3 separate regions of the Homo sapiens genome follow, and all the other regions are linked to region 2. Evidence: chromatin loops called from intact Hi-C (ENCODE). Cell type or tissue: mammary epithelial cell. All regions are shown on one strand.

Evidence for each region. Peaks named below come from ENCODE experiments on the same cell type or tissue, not always from the same donor. Only the 100,000 strongest peaks of a DNase experiment are listed, where the experiment ranks them.
Region 1: a loop joins it to region 2, with 9 times the contacts of the local background. A loop is called at or near these places in 56 of 110 quality-filtered maps.
Region 3: a loop joins it to region 2, with 11 times the contacts of the local background. A loop is called at or near these places in 54 of 110 quality-filtered maps.

What each region holds. Positions count from the first base shown.
Region 1 is chr17:67,625,611-67,633,610 of GRCh38, forward strand. It overlaps PITPNC1 (phosphatidylinositol transfer protein cytoplasmic 1), which reads left to right. Exons shown (of 9, transcript NM_012417.4): 6 at 6,533-6,628. Among named protein-coding and RNA genes, the nearest start is that of NOL11, 88 kb to the right of the region's middle. In mammary epithelial cell, a CTCF peak has its summit at 4,511 (motif pointing left); no DNase peak of the experiment used is centred here.
Region 2 is chr17:67,383,240-67,391,239 of GRCh38, forward strand. All of the region lies in intron 1 of PITPNC1 (phosphatidylinositol transfer protein cytoplasmic 1), which reads left to right. It overlaps LOC124904047 (a long non-coding RNA gene), which reads right to left and starts at 2,495. Exons shown (of 2, transcript XR_007065884.1): 1 at 2,381-2,495; 2 at 1,747-1,911. RefSeq lists a silencer at 7,764-7,833. In mammary epithelial cell, a CTCF peak has its summit at 3,922 (motif pointing right); a DNase peak (open chromatin) is centred at 7,692; H3K27ac peaks cover 1,433 bases.
Region 3 is chr17:67,598,434-67,606,433 of GRCh38, forward strand. All of the region lies in intron 5 of PITPNC1 (phosphatidylinositol transfer protein cytoplasmic 1), which reads left to right. Among named protein-coding and RNA genes, the nearest start is that of NOL11, 120 kb to the right of the region's middle. RefSeq lists a silencer at 1,005-1,233 and an enhancer at 4,448-4,957. In mammary epithelial cell, a CTCF peak has its summit at 4,753; no DNase peak of the experiment used is centred here.

The DNA.
Region 1 (8,000 bases), 240 kb after region 2:
TGCTCTCCAATTACACCACATCAGGACCGCTGCCACTTCCCACTGCTCCGTGGCAGCCCCTCTATGTACCACCCAAGTTGGCTGACTGTGGGATGATAGGACAGAGAAGGAACAAGCCAAGGAGCAAGACAGAGGAGACTAACAGGACGCAGAGGCCACTCTTAACACCACAGGCTTTTTAACTGAAAGGAATGTTAATGGTCACCTGGGTCACTTGATCTCAGTCTCCTTAGGGCCACAGATCTCTGATGATCAGATGAAAGTGGTCGAACTCTCTTTCCAGAAAAATACGCCTTCTCAAATTTCAGGATGTCTCCCAGAATCCCTGAAACCCATTCATCTAGACTAAGTTGTGGTTTGTTTGTTGTTTTTTTTTTTGGTTTTGGTTTTTTTTGAGACAGGATCTCACTCTGTTGCCCAGGATGAAGTGTAGTGGCGTGATCTTGGCTCACTGCAACCTCTGCCTCTCGGCTCAAGAGATTCTCATGCCTCAGCCTCCTGAGTAGCTGGGACAACAGGTGCACATCACCACGCCCAACTAATTTTTGTAATTTTTATAGAGACAGGGTCTTGCTATGTTGCCCAGGCTGGTCTCAAACTCCTGGGCTTAAGCCATCCTTGCACTTTGACCTCCCAAAGTGCTGGGATTACAGGGATGAGCCGCTGTTCCCAGTTAGACTAAGATTTTAATTTACAAACAAGGACATGGAGGCCCAAAGAACATGCAGGAATTAGCCCAAGGTTACACAGAAAATTTACTGAATTTACTTATTTATTTGAGACAAAGTCTTGCCCTGTCGCACAGGCTGGAGTGCAGTGGTGTATCTCAGCTCACTGCAGCCTCCACCTCCTGGGTTCAAGCAATTCTCCTGCCTCAGCCTCCCTAGTAGCTGGGATTACAGGCACATGCCACCACACCCAGCTAATTTTTGTATTTTTAGTAGAGATGGGGTTTCACCATGTTGGCCAGGCTGGTCTTAAACTTCTGACCTCAGGTGATCTGCCCACCTGGCCTCTCAAAGTACTGGGATTACAGGTGTGAGCCACCATGCCCGGCCAGATAACTGAATTTAAACTCAGCTCTCCTGATTGCCAATGTAGGACCCATCAGCCCATAGTAGGAGGCTGTCACCCTGCACTGAGCCCTGTGGCAGCAATTGTGGGAAATTAGGGTGCTTACAACCAAGGAAACAGGATCTCAGACTCATGAAAAAAAAAAAAAAAACCTAAGATCAATGAGTAAGCAATATTCCTGCCATAGAGTCCTCTTTGGAAAGTAGATGCTAATGCCTTCTGTTAGTTCTCCAGGCACTTATTGAGCACCTATGAACATCTCTTAAGCTCTAATCACTGGGAGATTCATTATTTATTAGAAATTAAAACTCGCCTGTAATCCCAGCACTTTGGGAGGCCAAGATGGGTGGACCATCTGAGTTCTAGACCACCCTGGCCAATATGGTGGTAAAACCCCATCTCTACTAAAAATACAAAAATTAGCCGGGCGTGGTGACAGGCGCCTGTAATCCCAGCTACTCAGGGGGCTGAGGCAGGAGAATCGCTTGAACCCAGGTGGCAGAGGTTGCAGTGAGCCGAGATCGTGCCATCGCACTCCAGCCCGGGGGACAAGAGTGAGACTTCATCTCAAAAAGAAAAGAAATTAAAACTCATCATCTCAAGCCTGAAGAGGATGTTGGGTTCCTCAATGTGATTTTTTGTGATTTGTTCAGATGGTGGGTACCCCACCCTGAAATATTTACTACAAAGTTCAAGTAAAGGAGCTTCCTCGTGCTTGCTATTCCATGGACTTTGGCATGAGAATTAGGCACGCTGTTAATGAAGGAGACCAGTGGTTGGACTAAAGGATGCCTTGGTGGCTTCTACTGCAGCCTTAGCTATTCAACAGAGGAACAGAAGACTCCCATGTTGCTGGGAGGTTCTCAGTGACAGTTTCTCAGGACACACACTTTTTAAGTAGCAGGAGACTCAGATTCTGAATTTTTCTTTCTAGAAAGATGCAGGTAGCAGTTTTGATTGATGTTTATCTTAGCGGTTGGATGCTAAGAGGCGGTTTTGTTTTTGTTTGTTTGTTTTAATCATGGAAGGACCTGGTGAAGCCTACAGACTTGCCCTCCAGTCTGAGCTTCTCTGCTGACTGGCCATGTGACTTTGAGCAAGCCTCTTTACTTCTTTCAGCCTTGGTTTTCTCATCTGAAAAGCAGGAATAATATTAATATGGGCATAATGTTCTTAAAGCAACATTAATAGTTCCCTTCCCTAGTTTTACAGCCTATTCTTTTCTTTTTCTTCTTCTTCTTTTTTGTTTTTTTTTTTTTTGAGATGGCGTCTCACTGTGTCGCCCAGGCTGGAGTGCAGTGGCACAATCTCGGCTCACTGCAATCTCTGCCTCCCGAGTTCAAGCGATTCTCATGCCTCAGTCTCCTGAGTACCAGGGTTCACAGGCATGTGCCACCACACCCGGCTGGGGTTTCACCATGTGGACCAAGCTGGTCTCGAACTCCTGACCTCAAGCCATCCACCCGCCTTGGCCTCCCTAAGTGCTGGGATTACAGGTGTAAGCCACTGCGGCCAGCTGACAGCCTATTCTTTTCTTTCTTTTGCAGCACATACTCCATTCTGCCTTGTATTTTTGGTGATAGCTCCCCAGTCTGTCTCTCCTACTAGATGGTAACCTCTCAAGGGCTATCTTTGTAGTCCCTCAAGCCCAGGGCAGCACTTTGTATGCAATGGGTGTATCAGTCAGGGCCCAATCAGGAGATAGAAACCATGCAGTAATTTGAATAGGAGAAATGTAATAGAAGGAATTATTGATCTCTGATGGGAGCAACTATAAGGATGTAAAGGGAACTCCAAAGGATACCCTAAGGCTGAGAGAGAATACCCAGGAAGGACAAACTTGGCAGGGGCCTCTCTGCATGGCTGGGGTTCAGACTTCATTGGAGAAGCAGGATGGTGGGGAAGTTCACGAGGTTGACCTGAGCCAGGGCTGGTTCACAGTGGTTGAGCAGCAGAGCGCCCTCTGGGGTGCAGGCCAGAGGAGGTTGGTGGACAGGGGTGTGTGTGGAGAGAGAGTCGGGGCACGCTGCCAGTGCAAGGCCTGCAGCACGCAGTGCCTGCAGCAGGAGGGCCACCGTGAAGTGGTTACTGGGCCCAGGCTAGGGCTGCAAGGTCACTGAGCAACTATGCACTCCAGGCTTGCAGCTGGGGCAGAGCATGACCGAAAGTCCCCACAGGCACACTCTGCAGCCCAACAACATCCAAATCTGAAGAAATCCCCTTCCTCTTGCAGTGGCCCTTTAGGGCCCCCTACTGATGAGGCTCACTGTAAAGGAGAAATGCTTACAGGGTCCAGTCCATGATCTCAGAGCAGAGGCATAAGGGCGACTTTGGAGCTAAGGCAATACTATGAAAACTGCAATGGGTGCAATGAGGGATCAATAAAATGTTTGAATTAAATCGGAGAAAGCTACATAACCTGTCATGCCCCCCCTTCATCCGTGCTTAGTTCCCTTTCTTTGAGTCCTGTAGATTTTGCCACCAATAAATGTCAAACCTTTTTAACTACTTTTGTAATTTACTCTCTGGAAGCTCATTTCCCTCTGGGGTATTCTGTGTGTGTGTGTGTGTGTGTGTGTGTGGTTTTTGTTGTTGTTGTTGTTTTTGAGACAGAGTCTCACTCTGTCGACCAGGCTGGAGTGCAGTGGCACGATCTCGGCTCACTGCAATGTCCACCTCCCAGGTTCAAGTGATTCTCCTGCCTCAGGCTCCCAAGTAGCTGGGATTACAGGCACATGCCAACATGCCCAGTAGGGACGGGGTTTCTCCATCTCATCATGTTGGCCAGGCTGGTCTTGAACTCCCAGCCTCAAGTAATCCACCTCCCCCAACCCGCCCGACATCAGCCTCCCGAAGTGCTGGGCTTACAGGTGTGAGCCACTGTGCCTGGCCTCTGTGTGTCTTCTTAATGAGGCATGTGTCTCTCTTCTCTTAGCTCATACTTAAAAGAGATTTGCAGAAAGAAAGAAGGAGCGGGGGGGACTGGCTCTCGCAAACAGTGTGAGACCCAGTATTTTATTTCACAACTTATTTCTCCACTTGAACTTGAACTTGTTTCTCCACTGTCTGTTTCATTTCGAGGCAGTTCACTTGTCCCTCCCAAATGCTTTAGGAGTGTCCTGAAGCACTTGACTTCAAGTAGCAGTGGAAAGAATCAGAGCCAATCCAAGAACCAATCTTTCTCTGACTTGGAGAAGTCAGTGGCCACCTCGGGTCAGACTAGGGAGTTAATCTCCTTGGACAAATCTGAAGAGTCCAGTCTCCAAATATTTAGAAAAGAATAGGCAAGAAGAGAAGAACCACCAGCCGACTTGGAGGATAATTACAACACAAATATTATTCAGAAAGCATTTAGAAAGGACTAATCGTTTCAAGTAACTTGAGAATCCAACCGAGATGAGTTGAGCCTATAAAGAGCCCTTCAGATGCCCTCTTGTGGGAGACTGTGTTAATAGGCACCAAGTTTGGGTTAGGACAGTGTTCTTGGGTATCAACCACCCTGTTCTTCCAAAATATTGCATTCTCTCCCGAAGAGTCAGATGTAATTAGTGTTAACTGTTGATTCCCTCCAGGAATGAGCTAAACAGTGGGATGTGGCTACAGTTAAGACTTCCTCTAAGAATGAAGTGGTTGTCCAAACTTAAATCTGTTGGCCGGGCATGGTGGCTCACGCCTGTAATCCCAGCACTTTGGGAGGCCAAGGCGGATGGATCACTTGAGGTCAGGAGTTCAAGACCAGCCTGGCCACCATGGTGAAACCCCCATCTCTACTAAAAATACAAAAATTGGCCGGGCTTGGTGGTGGGCACCTGTAGTCCCAGCTACTCAGGAGGCTGGGGCAGAAGAATGGCTTGAACCCAGGAGGCGGAGATTGCAGTGAGCTCAGATCCCACCACTTCATTCCAGCCTTGAGACTCCGTCTCAAAAAAAGAAAGCTGTTTATCATCCTGCAGAAGGATGATTATCCCTTTAGACCAGAAAAATGACAGTGAGAAGAACTAGAAGAACTTAATTTTTCCACTGAAATTTAGACTTTTTTTTTTTTTTGAGACAGTCTCACTCTGTCACTCAGGCTGGAGTGCAGTGGCGCAATCTCGGCTCACTGCAACCTCTGCCTCCTGGGTTCAAGTGATTCTTCTGCCTCAGCCTCCCAAGTAGCTGGGATTACAGGTGTGCAGCATCACGCCCGGCTAATTTTTGTATTTTTGGTAGAGACAGGGTTTCACCATATTGGCCAAGCTGGTCTCAAACTCCTGACCTCAAGTGATCTGCCCACCTCGGCCTCCCAAAGCGCTGCGATTACAGGCATGAACCACTGAGCCCAGGCCGACATTTATATCTATATATTGCGGCTGTGTTGTTGTTGTTGTTATTATTATTATTATTATTATTATTATTATTATTATTATTATTTTGCAAGTGATGTGCATTCTGGGCCAGTGAAACCTAGAGCAGATTGGCAGGAAACCATCTCAGTGTCTTACCAAGCTTTACCTTGTTACCTTTATGTGTACAAAGGAAATTGTGCCCTTAAATGATCAAGAAAAACAGGTGTGTTTCCCCTGGATAATGAGATTGTGGTTTATTTTCTTATTTTTGCTTATCTATATTTTCTGCAATGAGCATGTTTTATTTGTGAAACTAAATATATATAAAAATATATGGCCGGGCGCGGTGGCTCACGCCTGTAATCCCAGCACTTTGGGAGGCTGAGGCGGGCGGATCACGAGGTCAGGAGATCGAGACCATCCTGGCTAACACGGTGAAACCCCGTCTCTACTAAAAATACAAAAAATTAGCCGGGCGTGGTGGTGGGCGCCTGTAATCCCAGCTACTCGGGAGGCTGAGGCAGGAGAATGGCATGAACCCAAGAGGCGGAGCTTGCAGTGAGCCGGGATAGCGCCACTGCAGTCCAGCTTGGGCGAAAGAGTGAGACTCCGTCTCAAAAACCAAAAAAAAAAAAAAAAAAAAAAATATATATATATATAAAATATATATTTTTAACATATATATAATTTTAATTTTAAAAAACACACACTTTTCTAACTCTTGGCCTATATCCCTGCTTTTTGACTCAAATTTAGCCAGACCCTTTCCAACCTCTTTACTCCTCCTGTTCAGGTGAACTGCCAAAAATCAGCAGACTTCAGTTTGGGAAGAGATTTTTTTTTTTTGGAAGAGATTAATTTCCTCACTCTTGAACTCCTAAAAACAGCCCAGTTTTTCTTCTACCTCTCACCAAGCAGTGATTGATGCTACACCTGCCTCTGATGTGACAAAACCAAAGCCATGAATCAAAGCCTTCTATGATTCTTGCGCATTCTGAGGCTGGTGAAAGCACTAGCCGGGGGCCCTGAGACGTGTGAAGATGCTCTGTGTGGGGGTTATTCTGCCTCGGGCACTTTGGAGGGTAACACCTGCTATCACTAACCTTTGATATGTTGCTCTGCTTTTTCAGATTTTCGACAATGAAGCCAAAGACGTGGAGAGAGAAGTTTGCTTTATTGATATTGCCTGCGATGAAATTCCAGAGCGCTACTACAAAGAATCTGAGGTAAGCAACAGTTGGGATGAGATGTGGAAGATTCATTCATTCATTCATTCCACAACTATTTCTTAAGTGCCTCCTAACTTGGGAGGATGCCATCTCTCGTCGTGTGGATTCAATTTGCTTTCGTATCTTGCTGGTTCTTTTTGCAAGTCTCAAAATTAAGTCTCTAACTCTTCAGGGACCATCATTGGCCCTGGCTGTTACTCAATCTCCACTTAGTTTTCCTGTCTCCCAACTCTGCCATCATTTTTGGCAACGTCAGTATCCATAGGGCTGGACCATCCAACACACTGGCCTTGCTGAAAAACAACAGTCTCCCCAATTACATGCGCTCTTTTTTTTTTTTTTTTCTTTTTTTTTTTTGAGATGGAGTCTCGCCCAGGCTGGAGTGTGGTGGTGTGATCTCACTGTGGCATCTGCCTCCCAGGTTCAAGCCATTCTCCTGCCTCAGCCTCCTGAGTATGTGGGATTACAGGCGCCCACCACCATACCTGGCTAATTTTTGTATTTTTAGTAGAGATGGGGTTTCACCCTGTTGGCCAGGCTGGTCTCCAACTTCTGATCTCAAATGATCAGCCCACCTTGGCCTCCCAAAGCACTGGGATTACAGGCATGAGCCACCTGTGTTTTATTTGTATCTGAATCAATCCTTGAAAACTTTGATAGCTCATTCCAGCACAGCTCCTTTCTCTCAAAACAGCAAGCACCTTAATGAGGACATCTCCTTTGTTCTTGGCTGAGAATAAATTTCAGAGAACTTCTTTCTGTCTGGTTTTCAACCTACCAGGATCCATCCTTTGCCTTAGTTCTACCTTCTTGTTATACGGTTTGTGCAAGTCACCATTTATATCCCATTAGTATTTTATTAATGGCTGCTGACGGAACTTGGGTGACCCACTTGTAAATAACATCCCAGCCCTGCAATGACAGCAGATGCAGGGCTATTTTTGTTGGTTAGCGACATGCCACCAATCCCAATATGTTTGGAATCAGGGCCCCAGACTCGTCCTTGAGCCGTAACACGTGGACCTTGAAACTCTTCTCCCAGAGTCATCAAGGCTGATGGGAGACACAATAAATAAACTTATTCAAAATGAATTCTGTCGTTACGCAAATAAACCAGGCTCCCGACGTGGTTCAGATTTCTTTTGCCTCCACATTTTGGGGTTCATTTCGGTATAAAAGTCTTACCTGATCTTAGCAAATGCTCGGCTGCTTAATTGCAGGCGCTTATGTTCAGCTGCTGTCCCTGAAAGGGCTGGGGAGAGGCTGATGTGGATCACTCTGTGTTGCTCATCTCCACCCAAAGGGTGAGCGTTTTAACATCATCAGCTTTCATTATGCTCTGTGGCCAACCACACCTATGCATTTTAAG
Region 2 (8,000 bases):
GTGAGCCATTTCATTTTATAATGAAGTCTAGACCTGTAGTAGGTGCAGTTAAGTTGTCTACCTCATTGACAAACTCTAGGCTAGAACCAGGTCTGATTTAAGGCTCAAGGCTGTTCTACTATATGGAATTCTCCCTCCTCTGAGATTCCTTGGTGGAAGAAAATATTCTCCTGAGGACCCATGTGTAAAGCAGGTACACTGGCTCTACTCTCTAGTTGAAGGTGGCTGGGGACTCCAACCTTGTGTCTGCTTAGCGGGACACATAGGGTAGCCCCATTGGAACCTATTGGAAGGGTGGCCCACCTCCTCCCGCAGCCACTCGGTCCCAGTGAGCGACCTGCTCACCAAGGAGGCTCCTTGGAGCACAGTCTGAAGATCACCCTGCACCTGCCACCCTCGCCACAGAGGTACTTGTTAGTAAAATGAGCGTCTCTCAAGAGACGCTAAGCACATCCTAATATTATCTAAGGCAGGAATCCTTTTGTTTTCATTGCTTTCTTTACTGTTTAACCGTTCTGGCCAGGCGCGGTGGCTCATGCCTGTAATCCCAGCACTTTGGGAGGCTGAGGCGGGTGGATCACCTGAGGTCGGGAGTTTGAGACCAGCCTGACTAACATGAGAAACCCCGTCTCTACTAAAAATACAAAATTAGCCAGGCGTGGTGGCGCATGCCTGTAATCCCAGGTACTTGGGAGGGTGAGGCAGGAGAATTACTTGAACCAGGGAGGTGGAGGTTGTGGTGAGCTGAGATCGCACCATCGCACTCCAGCCTGGGCAACAAGAGCAAAACTCTGTCTCAAAAAAACAAAAACAAACGAACAAACAAACCAAAAACCAGTTCTTGTTTAACAGTTCCTGTTCTGACTGCATTCACATAAATGTGTATACTTTTAGGGATTGATTTGTGGTCTCTAGGGATATGGTGCACAATGCAGAAAAATAGAAACACTCCCCTCCCCTCCGAGAAAAGAGAAGGAAAGGAAAGAAAAGAAAAACAACTTTTTCATACAGAATATTATTTTCTTTTTTGCCCTGGCAGGGAGCCAGTGCACTTCATCCAGGCACCCCCAGGGTCCCCAGAGAGTTTTCTTGCGCACATTTCTGAGAACGGATTTGGGATCAGGGTGGTGCTGCCTCTGGAATGACATGAATGGAAATGCCAAAATGCCCAACAGTGTTCCTTGTTCTCTTTTTTTTTTTTTTTGAGACGGAGTCTCGCTCTTTCGCCCAGGCCAGAGTGCAGTGGCGCGATCTCGGCTCACTGCAAGCTCCGCCTCCCGGGTTCACGCCATTCTCCTGCCTCAGCTTCCCGAGTATCTGGGATTACAGGCGCCCGCCACTGCGCCCAGCTGATTTTTTGTATTTTTAGTAGAGACGGGGTTTCACCCTTTTAACCAGGATGGTCTCGATCTCCTGACCTCGTGATCTGCCCGCCTCGGCCTCCCAAAGTGCTGGGATTACAGGCATGAGCCACTGCGCCGGGCCTTGTTCTCAGTTTTAAACCATTTTCCTGAAATGCATCTGCAAACATATCAAGGCAGAAATTATTGAAAGGAAGAGATTTTAAGTTTGCTGCTGGCGTCAATACCTCTGAATATAAAGGATAAAGACTCCTTGGATTAATCTCACAGACTTTCCCCAAGGTTTCTTGTAAATGTAATTTGGAAAATGTTTTCCTTGTCTGGTATAAAAATTTTATTCTGAATAAGATAATTCTATAAAAAGTTTTCTCAAGAACGAGCACAATTTTGAGAGGTTGTTTTATTTTATTTTAAATTTTCTGTTGAGAAGGGACCAAGGTCAGGGTCATGCGTGTGATTTCTGTGTGATCCAGGTGGTTTCCTTGGTGGCTTGTTCTGGGAGGTGAAGCCAGTTGGACTTCTTGGTCCGGTGGGGACTTGGAGAACTTTTCTGTCTTACAAGAGGATTGTAAAATGCACCAATCAGCGCTCTGTAGCTAGCTAGAGATTTCTAAAATACGCTAATCAGCAGGCTGCAAAAACGCACCAATCAGGTCTCTGTGGCTAGCTAGCGGTTTCTAAAATGCGCTAATCAGCACTCTGCAAAAACGCACCAATCAGCTCTCTGTGGCTAGCTAGAGGTTTGTAAAATGGACCAATCAGTGCTCAGTAAAATGCACCAATCAGTGCTCTGTAAAATGGAGCAATCAGCACTCTGTAAAATGGACCAATCAGCAGGACATGGGCGGGGACAAATAAGGGAATAATGGCTGACCACCCCTCCCCCCTCCCCTCCCCCCAGGCACCTTCCAGGCTGTGGAAGCTTTGCTCTTTTGCTGTTCACTCTTTTGCTGTTCACACTAAATCTTCCTGCTGTCCGCTCTTTGGTCCGCACCACCTTTAAGAGCTGTAACACTCACCGTGAAGGTCCGCGGCTTCATTCTTGAAGTGAGCGAGACCAAGAACCCACCGGAAGGAACCATCTCCGGACACAGTTCCACAGCCAGGGGACAGTGGAGGTTTGGCTAGCTGTCTGGCAAAGCTCCGGTTTTTTTTTTTGTCATAACGGGCACAGGGAAAGGAGGGCGGGTAAATAGATTTGTGCAAACCTTTCAACACTAATGGAACAGACAAGGAGCAGATGCTGTCCTCCTGGCTGGTCAGTGAAATTGACTCTGTCCATGAAGGAAGCTGCATTTTCCCAGTGACTTGGGTGGAAGTACCTGGCGCAGGAGATAGATACAGGGATCAGGGAAGCAAACTGTTGTTAACAAAACCCTGGTTAAAAGTAGGTAGTAATTAACTTTTGCTTTTTCTTATTGTGATATGGAGGAAGTTCCTAAGGCTCTTGAAAGTCAATTTAGAAACCTTGTGTCTGATTGCGTGAGTGTGACTGATACTCCAAAGCAAAGCGAGTAATATTCATTTCAGTAAGGCTGTCGTTTCAGGCGAATGGAGAATATTATTTATTGTAGGCATTAAAAGAAATTAATATACTTTATTTATTTTGAGACGGAGTTTTGCTCTTGTCGCCCAGGCTGGAGTGCAGTGGCGCTATCGCGGCTCACTGCAACCTCCGCCTCCCAGGTTTCAAGGGGTTCTCCTGCCTCAGCCTCCCGACTAGCTGGGATTACAGGCGCCTGCCAGCATGTCCAGCTAATTTTTGTATTTTTAGTAGAGTCGGGGTTTCACCATGTTGTCCAGGCTGGTCTCGAACTCCTGACCTCAGGTGATCCACCCGCCTCGGCCTCTCAGAGTGCTGGGATTACAGGTGTGAGCCACTGCGCCCCGCCTAAACTAAATTAATATAGTTTAAACATTCAACCTCTTTAAGAGCTTCCCCTCTCCTAGGGATGTGTAGGTATGAGATGGGGAGTGGGGAATCACAACGTTTTGGGTTTTTAAAAATGTGAAAGTGTATGCACAAAGGCAGTAAATGTGTTTTTCAGAAGCAGTAATTACTGGAAAAGTACATCTAGGTTCATTGCTTTAGCGGCCTGAGTGAGATCGCAGCACCCTGGCTGGCTTGTGTGGGCTTTGGCCTGTTTTCTGTTGCCTGGAGGTCTGTAGTGTTAGGCAAGTCTGAAAACTAGGTAACACTTTTGCCCTGTATCAGAGAAACAGACTGAGTTCTAGAAATCAGCTAACTTGTACTGAGAAGGTTTTATGTATCTTTAACAAATTCAGCCCACCGGGAGAGGAAAAGGAGAATTTCAGACTAGAAATCAGGAATTTTGTATATTCCCAAGTGAAGATTTTTCTTGTAGGTTACAAGGAGGATGAGGCGCAAATATATTACAAATATTAAAACGGACAAACCAATCGTATCTGGAAAATGTAGAGTTGTCTGGAAAAATAATCTTGGAAACTTTACTTTTTGTACTATGCAACCTCTAATTTACAAATAACATCCAAATCATTCAAACGAACAGCGTCGCAGGGCTGCACACCGCCAGGGGGCGCCATTTACATGGGACCCAGTGGGAGTAGAGCAGTGTGATGGCCTGCAACTGACCAACCTGCCTTTTACTGCCCTTTCATGCTCCCAGCCCCTGCTGCTCTCCTGGGTTAGAAATTGAAAGTTTATACCAAACTCATGGGTTTACAAGTGGAAACATCACACCCTTAGCATCGTCTTTCCTGAACACTCCATCTACAATAGCTTTTTCCTCATCTAAATCTCTGGCCAGGCACAGCGGCTCACGCCTGTAATCCCAGCACTTTGGGGTGCCGAGGCAGACGGGTCACTTGAGGTCGGGAGTTTAAGATCAGCCTGGCCAACGTGATGAAACCCCATCTCTACTAAAAACACAAAAATTAGCTGGGCATGGTGGTGGGCGCCTGTAATCCCAGCTACTCGGGAGGCCAACGCAGGAGAATTGCTTGAACCCGGGAGGTGGAAGTTGCAGTGAGCTGAGATCGAGGCTGCACTCCAGCCTGGCTGACAGAGCGAAACTCTGTCTCAAAATAAAATATAAAATAAAATAATCTTTTCCTTAATATTCTCGCTATTTATATCCTCTATTATCTGCCTCTCCACGCCTGTTTATTCCTTCAGAGCATTTATCGCAATTTGTACTTATTTTGTTTAATTGTTTGTTGTCTATCGCCATCATTATCTTTTCAACATGTAATCCACATGAGAAAATACTGATACAATCTTTTCACTTATTTTTTTCACACTAAGTCTTTGAAATCAGGTGTGTATTTTCCGTGGACACGCATCTCAGTTTCACTGGCCGCTCTGCAGTGCTCAAGGACCATGTGTGGCTTGTGGCTGCCATACTGGACAGTGCAGGTCTGGTGCTTAAACTTAGGGTCCACACATAGTAAATACTTGCTGAATGAATGGATAGGAAGAAGCTGAGGAAAACAGGAACTTTTTAAGGAACCCTGATCCTCTATGTCCTCCTGTAAAAGGTTTAAAATTTTTTCACTTGTATACTGCCTGAAATTTTACCAATTAGAGATTCTTTTGTATTTAATACATCCTCATTAAAAAATTTCTTAGTGATACCCCTGAGAAGTTTGAAATCAGTCACATATATTTAGGAGTTATTGCCGTCAGACTGCTTTCCTCCCAATTCCCGGAGGAGTATGTATATTAGTTTTCGTTTCTTTTTTTCGTGTTTTTTTTTTTTTTTCCCTTGGAGTCTTGCTCTTGTTGCCCAGGCTGGAGTGCAGTTCTTTCAGCTCACTGCAACCTCTGCCTCCTGGTTTCAAGTGATTCTCCTGCCTCAGCCTCCCGAGTAGCTGGGATTACAGGTGCCCACCACCACGCCCGGCTAATTTTTGTATTTTTAGTAGAGACGAGGTTTCTCCATGTTGGCCAGGCTGGCCTTGAACTCCTGACCTAGTGATCCACCTGTCTTGGCCTCTCAAAGTGTTGGGATTACAGGCATGAGCCACTGCACCCGGCCTCTTTTGTTTTTTACTCTGAGACATAGTCTTGCTCTGTCACCCAGGCTGGAGTGCAGTGTGCATGATCTCGACTCACTGCAACCTCCACCTCTCGGGTTCAAGCAATCCTCCCGCCTCAGCTTTCTTAGTAGCTGAGACTACAGACTAGCACCACCACACCTGGCTGGTCTTGTATTTTTAGTAGAGACAGGGTTTCACCATGTAGGCCAGGCTGGTCTCGAACTCCTGACCTCCGGTGATCCACCCGCCTCGGCCTCCCAAAGTGAGCCACCGCGCCTGGCAGTATATTAGTTTTCTATTGCTGTGTTACAAATGATCACAAACTCAGTGGCTTACAATAACACCCATTTATTAGCACACAAATTCTGTGGGTCAGAAGTCTAGGTGCAGCATGGCTGGATTCTCTGCTCAGGGTCTCATAAAGCTGACATCAAGGCGTCAGTCAGGCTGCCTTTCTTTCTGGAGCTTGGAGTTGTCTTCAGGGTTCACATGGTTGTTGGCAGAATGCAGTTCCTTACTGCATCCATCAGTTAGAGGCTCGATCCCAGAGGCCACCTGCCGTGTCCTGCCATGTGGCCCTCTCCACAACATGGCAGTTTGCTCTTGCAAGGCTAGCAGGAGCTTCTACTGCAACTTCAGATCTCTCCGACTTGCTGTCTCTGACTTCTTGATTCTTTTCCAAAAGGGCTCACCAATCAGTGGGAATCTTGGGGGCCATTCTGCCTCTCCTAGGGAGATTAGCTGAATTAGAGAAGTAGTTATTTCTTGAATCTGGAAAACAGGGCTATGGAAGTTCCAGGCTGGCATCATGAAAACATCCATTCACAGATACTTTATTGAACTCCTGCTCTGTGCCGGGTGCTAGGCCTGCAGCGGCTGACAGGGCAGGTAGATCCCTGCCCTCCTGAAGCTCCTAGGCCAGAGGACACTGGAGAGGTTTTATTGCCATTTAAAAATAGATGATGGCCATAGTTGCACAAGTCTGTAAGTGTATTAAGAACCATTGAATTGGTATGTAAAGTACATCTCAGTAAAGCTGTTTTTTGTTTTGTTGTTGTTGTTGTTGTTGTTGTTTTTGAGATGGAGTCTCACTCTGTTGCCCAGGCTAGAGTGCTATGGCGCAATCTCGGCTCACTGCACCCTCCGCTTCCTGGGTTCAAGCAATTCTCCTGCCTCAGTCTCCCGAGTAGCTGGGACTACAGGCACGTGCCACCACGCCCGGCTAATTGTTTGTATTTTTAGTAGAGACGGGGTTTCACTGTGGTAGCCAGGATGGTCTCGAACTCCTGACCTCGTGATCCACCCACCTCGGCCTCCCAAAGTGCTGGGATTACAGACGCGAGCCACCGTGCCCGGCCAAAGCTGTTTTTTTAGAAATAGAAGTGCTTACAGATTTGTTTGAGCAGAATAGATACCCATGTTCAGAGAGAGAGAGAGAGAGCCATTGAGAGGCAGAGAGTGCCGAATGTGAATTCTGTGTAAATTGAAAAGTTACGGTCCCCGTCCATAAGGAGATGGCTCTGGTTGTCTTGAATTTAGACAGCTTTCCAGAGGAGGAGGTTCTCTCCTGCAGCAGTGTGGGAAAAAAATCTACCAGATTTGGACCAGAATGACTGCAATTTAGGTCAGAACATGATACTTAGAGGGAAAAAAGTAATCATGGCTTGAATAGCTGCCCTAAGGCCAGCTACAGGGCTGCAGGGGTCTGTGGAACCTTTCTTGTCAGAACTCAGGATCCTTAGGAGTCCCCACAAGGGCATGGAGGCTGTGGCCATCATGAGTGGAAGAACCAGCTTCCAAAGGAACCTAGGATTGTTCTGGCCCTGGCTCCAGGTGCATATCTCTGCTTTCCGTGAGCATTGAATGGGAAATCACGTGTTAGCAGAATAAATCCCAGAATACACATTCAGGAGGAGATGGTTCCACATGGCACGTAAGTCCTTTGCCTTATTGATGTTTGTCTGGCAGATGTCCTTAAGCCTTCCCATCAAGGGCTTTATTCTAAGGGTGGCTAACTGGCTATTTAAACCTCATCTCAATAGTGTCTGTCTAGGATGGCAAAATCACACCAGGTTCTGCTGGGCAAATCTCCCAGGTGGCGTATTGCTAGAGGAGAGCGCCACTGCAGAGGACACACTGTCTTGGCCACTGGCTTTGCAAACCATAGTGGAGGAGGGAGTCTGGGGTCACCAACCACTTCCTGGCTGACTGCCTGAGCCACATTATACAAGACTGTTTGTTGACTTAGTAATACTGAAGCCAGAGCTCACCAAGATTCTGACATCAAGCATGAAAGTGACTAATTCTTTCATTTCCCAGCACTTTGACAAAGGGGACTCTCTTAAAACTCCTCATCGGACGTTAGTGGAAGTCGACTCATGTATCTAAACATGTAGCCAGCGTAAGTTCTTGGTCAGATTGATCTAATGACTTTTTTAGCGTGTGTGTGTGTGTGTGTGTGTGTGTTTAATCTTTTTAAGTTTGGGTGAAGTTTGACCTTCTAGAATTCCTGTTTATTCCTGAGCAAAGAAAAAAAAATCAACCCTTTTTAATTCCTTTAGCATCATATCTGACCATCTTTAGGGTGTTGTTTCTTTCCTAGACTGAATCACTCAGAGA
Region 3 (8,000 bases), 220 kb after region 2:
CCCCAAATTCCTATGTTAAAATCCTAATCACCGCAAGGTGATGGCATTAGGAGGTGAGGCCTTTGAAGGTGCTTAGGTCTTAAGGGCCCCAGAGAGACCCCTTAGGTTTTAAGGGCCCCAGATAGACCCCTTGTCCCTTCTACCATGTGAGGACACAACTAGAAGTTGCTATCTGCCCAGGCATGGTGGCTTATACCTGTAATCCTAGCACTTTGGGAGGCCAAGGCAGGCAGATCATCTGAGGTCAGGAGTTCATGACCAGCCTGGCCAACATGGTGAAACCCCGTCTCTACAAAAAAATACAAAAAAATTAGCTGGGCATGGTGGTGGGCACCTGTAATCCCAGCTACTTGGGAAGCTGAGGCAGGAGAATTGCTTGAACCTGAGAGGTGGAGGTTGCAGTGAGCCGAGATCACGCCATTGCACTCCAGCCTGGGTGACAAGAGTGAAACTCCATCTCAAAAAAACAGAAAGAAGGTGCTATCTATGATCCAGGAAGTGGGTCCTCACCTGATGCCAAATCTGCCTCGATCTTGGACTTCTCAGCCCCCAAAACTATAAGAAATACATATATATATATATATATATATATATATATATATTTTTTTTTTTTTTTTTTTTACCATGTTGGCCAGGCTGGTCTTGAACTCCTGACTTCAGGTGATCCATCCACCTTGGCCTCCCAGAGTGCTGGGATTACAGGCAAGAGCCACTGTGCCTGGCTAAGAAATAAATTTCTTTTGTTCACACACTACCCAGTTTATGGCATTTTTTAATAGCAGCCCAAACAGACTGAGACACGTGAGGTTGATGAATTCAGTTTTTGTCCAGTTGAGTTTGAAGTAGTCACGGAAAACTTAGTGAAATAACCGGTAGGGAATTTGGTATATAAATCCAAAGCCGAGACCTAGAGATACAGATTTGGAAGTCATAAACGTAGTTTTGAAAGCATGAGAACAGAGGATATTACCCAAAGGATACATGAGGGATAAAATGAAAAGAAGGGCAAGGATGGAACCTGGGGGAATATTGACGTTTAATGGGAGGGAAATGGAAGAGCATCTCATAGAGATGGATGAGAAAGGAGCACTCTGAGAGTTAGGAGAATCGGGATGCCTGGGAGTCACAAAGGCCCAGGAAAGTGAGAACACCAAGGAAGAAATTGTCACCAGTAACAGCAACAGAGTTCCGTGAACACAGAATTTAAAAGGTCCTGTGAGAATGAGCAATAAGGTCACTGGTGACCTTTATGAAAACGAGAGACATGGTGGAGTTAGAAGCCAGCTTGTAGTATCCTTTGATGCTTGGCTGTAGAAGGAAGGAAAAGAATTGGATCAGAAGGGGACTTAGAGTGGAAGGGAGAAGCCTTTGCAAGATTTCCCATCTCTGTGGAAAAGAAGTTCATGTTCGGGTGTATCTCCTCTGTTCCAAACGCATAGCAGTGACAGATAAAATACAAAGAGAGAAAGCCAAAGTGATATTGCTGGACTCGTGGATCAAAAACTCGGAAGGATGAGGGTAGCCTGGATTGACTGGAATCTGGGTCTTGGGGTCAGGCAGGTATTGATGTAGGTCTTTTATGGCAATAGGACTAAAAGTACTCAATGCAAGCTGGGCCACCAGAGCCAGGGTCACTGTTTGAAAAAAGAGGCTGGAGGTAGGCCTCCCCACCCTCTTTTCATTCTTTCAGGTGAAAGGAACCTGAAAAGAATCCCCTGTGTCTGATGCCTGGGCCATGGCTTACAGTAGTAGTTCTGCTCTTAGAAGGCAACTGTAAAACCTAGAGATTGGTGTGAGGAGTCAGGGAGTGGAGGTGGAGAAAAAAAAGCAGCAACAGTGACAATAACAACAAAGCCTCCCACTCAAAAACGACCCCGCAAATCTAACATTAATGAAGACAGCCAAGGTATCAACAGTCAGAATGTAAATCTACTGCCGAAGAAAATAACTTTGTAGACAGACCTGATTAAAATAGTATATTCGGGCTGCTCAGAGGGAAAAGTAAAGGAATAATGTTCATTTTAAAAGAATGAGAAATTAGGAACCAAAAAAGAAACAAGAACAGAGGATTTGAAAAAGAACCAGTTTGAAATTCAGGGACTGAATCATTGAAATGAAATCTAAGTGGATCAGATAAACTAGGCTAGATACAACTGAAGAGATAATTAGTGAATTGGAAGATATTAATAGTATTGAGAAATACAACCCATTTCATAGCACAGAAATACAAAGAATTTTTTAAATACATAGTTAAATTAGGGAGAAAGAATGAGAATTGCCATATAGCTAACTCATAGGAGCAGAAAAATATTAGGTTGGTGCAAAAGTAATTGCGATTTTTGCCATTAGTTTTAATGCAATTACTTTTGCACCAACCATACAATGGAGGAAATAACAGAAAAGCAATATTTGAAACAATAAAGGCTGAGAATTTTCTAGAATTGAAGAGAGACATAAATCCTTACATCAACGTATATTTGAGTAATAACAATAATGGTAAACACTTATTTAGCCCTTATGTTCCAGACCCTCTTCTATATGCTTTCTATGTATTAACTCATTAATCCTCTAATATCCCTTGGATAAGAGTAATTTACATGTGAGTAAACTGGAAAAGAGAGAATGTGTGTAGTTTGCCCAAGGTCACACAACTGGGTGGTGGGATTTCACCCCAAGCAGCCTGGATACCCTCTAATACTTCTCTAAATCCTAAAGGGATTAAAAATAAATCTATACCTGGACACATTGTCATGAAACTGCAGATTATCAAAGATTTTTTTTTAAGAGCTCCTCTAGAGGAAAGACAGATCACGTACAAAGGGACAATCCTCATCCTAATAGTGGACTTCTCATTAGCAACAGCTGGTCAATGAAGACAATGAAAGGAGAGATTCTAAAACCCAGGGCAAGGCATAGAACACAAGAAACAAATGTGGGCCTATCAAATGATACAATGTTATACATTAACTTAACTGTGAAATACTGAGGAAGGAGCTGGTAGGCCAGTGAGTTTGGAGTTACAAGAGGAAGAGCAGCTGGGCACCCCGTGGCTCATCCCTGTAATCTCAGCACTGTGGGAGGCTGGAGAAGGAGGATCACTTTATCCCAGGAACTCAAGACCAGCCTGGACAACATAGTGAGACCCCATCTCTACAAAAAAAAAATTAAAAAATTTGGCAAGCATGGTGGTGCGTGCCTATAGTCCCAGCTACTTGGGAGGCTGAGGTGGGAGGATCACTTGAGCCCAAGAGGTTGAGGCTGCAGTGAGCCATGATTGCGCCACTGCACTCTAGTCTGGGTGACAGAGCAAGACCCTGTCTCAAAAAGAAAAAGGAGGGAAAGAAAATAAGAGGAAGAGCCTGCCCCCGGGAAGCCAGAAAGTGAATGGTCTTCGTGAACCTCTGAAATAGAAGGAAAAGCAGGGCAGGCAAGGAGGGGGAGAAGGGGCAGAGAGTGACGAGCACACGCAGAAGGTCTCTAGTTTCCAGTAATATGGGAAGAAAGGTCATCTCCTGTAAAGGAAGGGGTCAGGAAAGAGGGGGCTGAAGGAGGGTAATAAAGGTCAAAGATAACCTTTATGGGAAATGGATGAGAAGCGTCAAAGGATTGCTTGAAAGTCTTGGCAGTGTGGTGATTTGGGAAATGTTGAATGAGTGGTACCATCAGCCTACATAATTGTGGCGTTTTCCCAGCTGTGCTTTGCAGCCTGCGTGTAGGAGCACAGGAAATGGTTGAATTGATTCAGGATTTGTCTTCAGGGTAGGTTCAGCAAAGTATGGAAAAATTGAGCAAGTGAAGGTCAAAATGAGCTTTGGAGTCCAGTGAAGACTCTTGGGAATTGGAGAGCTTGGTGAGGTCAAGGAGAAAGTGTCCTGGGAGTGAGAGTAAGAGAATACAGGTTGGGGTTGGAGCAAAAGTAACTAGAGCTTTCAGATTTCAGAAGTGGAATAATTCCAGGAGATTCAAGACCCCAGTGGAGCTTGAAGGGAAGTGGTTAGAGGTGGAATGGAGGTGAAGGTCGTTGGAGGAGAAGGAAAGGAAAAGGAATGAGGAGGCTGGGCCTATAGTGTTGATGGGCTGCCCATGTGGACACTGAAATCATAAAGATGTGGATATAAAGTAGGGTAAAGTGGAATCCTGGGCATGGTCCAGAGAGTTCATGAAGCCAGGGGTCAGGTGGTCTGTAAATAACAGCAGTCATCATCAATCACCAATGAGGCGTGTGGCTAGAAAGCAGGGGCCTGGAGGAGGAGGGCCCTGGAAAAGTGCCACTCATTCTACAAGTGACCACTAACCTTGGGAATTTTTTTTTGGTGGTTGGGGGGATGGATCTTGCTCTGTCGCCCAGGTTAGAGTGCAGTGGTACAACCTTGGTTCACTGCAACCTCGACCTCCTGGACTCAGGTGATCCTCCTACCTCAGTCTCCCAAGTAGCTGGAACTACAGGTGCATACCACCATGCCCAGCTAATTTTGATATTTTTTTTTTGTAGAGATGGGGTTTTGCCATGTTTCCCAGGCTGGTCTCCAACTCCTGGGCTCAAGTGATCCTCTTGCCTCACCCTCCCGTAGTGCTGGGATTACAAGCATGAGCTACCACACCAGGCCCCTGGGTCACCTCTTACACCAGAGCCAGTGGGTTCATTTGATCAATCTGAGCAGTACTCACAGGATTCAATTGTCTTCTCACACCTTTTCCCCAGGTTTCAAAGTCAGAGCCACTTGCTGACTTGAGTGATTATGGCAGGGCCCCATCTAATGGCCTTTTTGCAAAGTACAGCTGGAGCAAGCAGGCTCGCCTGTGCCCCTTTTCTCATCAAAAGCAAGGCAAAGAGGGTATAGATTAGACTAGCAGGCCCCGGCTAGGAAGTAACATCTTCAAGAGTAAGAAGTAATCATGATGGCAGCCATGTGGATATTGACTCATAATAATGGTGATGGTCAGACGGATATTGGCAGGAATATTTACATGAGCCCAGCATCTTGCCAACCTGTCTTTAGATAGCCACAGTCTCATGAAATCTTCACAGATATTAATATCCCCATTTTACAACTGACACTGAGGCTTAGTGAGAGCCAGCGGTCTGCACAGCCTCACAGCTAGCAAGTGTCAGATCTAGGACTCAATTCTAGGTTAGTTTAGCCTTGGAGCACGTGCTCTCATGTAACTAATCTGCTGTCTTTGGCTCTAAAAATGAAATAAGACTGTAGGTAGAGCCAGGCGCGGTGGCTCACACCTGTAATCCCAACACTTTGGGAGGCTGAGGCGGACGAATCATTTGAGGTCAGGAGTTTGAGACCAGCCTGGCCAACAAGGTGAAACCCTGTCTCTACTAAAAATACAAAAATTAGCTGGGCTTGGTGGTGCATGCTTGTAATCCCAGCTGCTTGGGAGGCTGAGGCAGGAGAATCACTTGAACCAGGGAGGCAGAGGCTGCAGTAAGCCAAGATCCAAGATGGTGCCACTGCTCCAACCTGGGCAACAGAACGAGACTCTGTCTCATAGATTTAAAAAAAAAAAAAAAACTGTACATGGAGTCAGCTGCTCTAAAGTCTGGTTGAAAGTTTAAATTTTCACAGTGAGGAAAGGGAAATAAGTCACTCCCATCTTAAAGAAGCATTGTCAAAGGAATATTTTTCTCCTTCCAAGTTTTACAGGGAGGCAAATATTCTGAAAGGAATTATCGTGGTAATAACATCCCTTACCTGATTTTTTTCAAAAACTTTTATTACTAGGAATTTTCTCAGATGTAATGCCATATAATGGGTGTTTATCAACTGGAATAGTGAGGGAAAATGGCTTTCCAGCCATGTGTCTAGTTTTTACACATCTTCAGACATGGATGGAAGGCAGAGCTGGGTTGCCTCAATTCTGGGTCAAGTCAGCTTCCCCTGGATTAGAAGGGGAGGCTGGTAGGCTAATAGCAGGATGCTGGTGACATATGAAGGAGGGGTTGTTTCTTATGAAAGCAGATTCTCAGAGAAAGAGGATCTGCGTAGGAACACCAGAGAGATTGGCCTCAAAGACCCAAAAGCAAAAGAAATAAGTTAAAAATAAAACAGTCCTAGGCCAGGCACGGTCACTCACGCCTGTAATCCCAACACTTTGGGAGGCCCAGGCGGGTGGATAGCTTGAGGTCAGGAGTTCGAGACCAGCCTTGCCAACATGGTGAAACCCCATTTTTACTGAAAATACAAAAATTAGCCAGGCGTGAAAGCATGTACCTGTAGTCCCAGCTACTTGGGAAGCTGAGGCACAAGAATCACTTGAACCCAGGAGGCGGAGGTTGCAGTGTGCTGAGAACTTGCCACTGCACTCCAGCCTGGACAACAGAGTGAGACTCCCTCTCCAAAAAAAATTAAAATATGACTGGGCATGGCTCACATCTGTAATCCCAGCACTTTGGGAGGCTGAGGCGGACGGATCACCTGAGGCCAGGAGTTTGAGACCAGCCTGGCCAACATCATGAAGCCCCATCTCTACTAAAAATAAAAAATTAGCTGGGTGCGTTGGGATGCGCCTGTAGTCCCAGTTACTCAGGAGGCTGAGGCAGGAGAATCGTTTGAAACCGGGAAGCAGAGGTTGCAGTGAGCCGAAATCGCGCCATTGCACTCCAGCCAGGGCAACAGGGTGAGATTCTGTCTCAAAATAAAATAAAATAAAACAAAACAATAAAATAAAATAAAACAAGGCTAATGATAAACCCAGGGGCTCCTTGGCAGGAGCAAAGCTGAACCGAGAGCTCTATTCCTAGAGCCCTATGTCTGAATAATTTATTTTTCCTATCTCATAGTCCCTATGTGCCTTCCTCAGCTGAGATCAAGTGCCAAAGGACATCTCAAAATACCCACAGCCAAAACTTCTCAGCATAGCTCCCTGCATGGAGAAGGAGACAGCTCTGCAAGTCTTTGTCCTGAACCGTTTACGGATTTTCCATGGTCTGCAAGACCTTGGACTCACGCCGCCTGCCAGCTGGCAGCCGCTGTCCAGCCTGGGAACAGAGCTTGCTCCGGCCTGTGGCGAGTCCTCCCGGGGCTTATCGTGAATTTCCCCGGTTTTGCATCTTCATCCTGAAAACCTCCCGACCTTTCCTTAATGAAGATTTTAGCTGGGGGAAATTGCATTAGTGGCTCGTGTTTTTCTGTCAACCTTCTAAATTATGTTAGTTGTAAGTAAAAAGAGTACAGTAAGTCCTTTTATCCGTTGTGGGCTGTTCCTGGGAATCATAATGGACAATAAAATAATAAGTAATGGACAGGAAGATGCTCTTAGAACCAGTTCGGAAAACTCTTCCAGTGCCAGACAGAAACCAGCCACCTGCGCCGTTATCAGGACATCAAGTGAAGCCAGTAAACACTTGTGGAGCTCCTTTTAAGTCCCAGCACCAAAGAATAATACCTAACACTTCTAGTTAAGAGAGCATCGTACTGAGTATTATCTCAGTTAATATTCATAACAGCACATAAGTTCAATGCTCAGTTTGCAGATGAGGGAACTGTGGTTGAGAGATGTTTTTAATACACTGCCCAAGGCCACACAATGAATAGCTGACAAAACTGAGATCTGGGGTCTTTTGATTGTGTGTCTTTCTCTCTCCACACTCCACCTCAGCTGCTCAGAAGCAGATCCTGGGGCCAGAATGGACCTCTGTAGGAAGCCTCAGAGATGGAAGCTTTCTGCCCTCAACTGGCTGACTGAATTGATGGAACAGTGGGTGATAAGCGAGGGAATTATTTCGTAGTTTGGTTGAAAAAAAGTCTTCAGCATGTAAATATGTCTTACATAAGTCATGAAAAATGGGACTGAAAGAAATGAGAGACAAGAGGGAAAAGACAGAAGTATTTTCTTTATCAAACCTTGGGGAAAAGCATCTTTTCCTCAAATACCCAATGCAGTATGTATGGTTTTTGTTGTTATTATTAAGACAAGGGACCCTTTTTTTACCCAGACCCAAATTCAACTGCCTTCAAAGAGATGGGACAATGTTCTTAGAGAGTGAA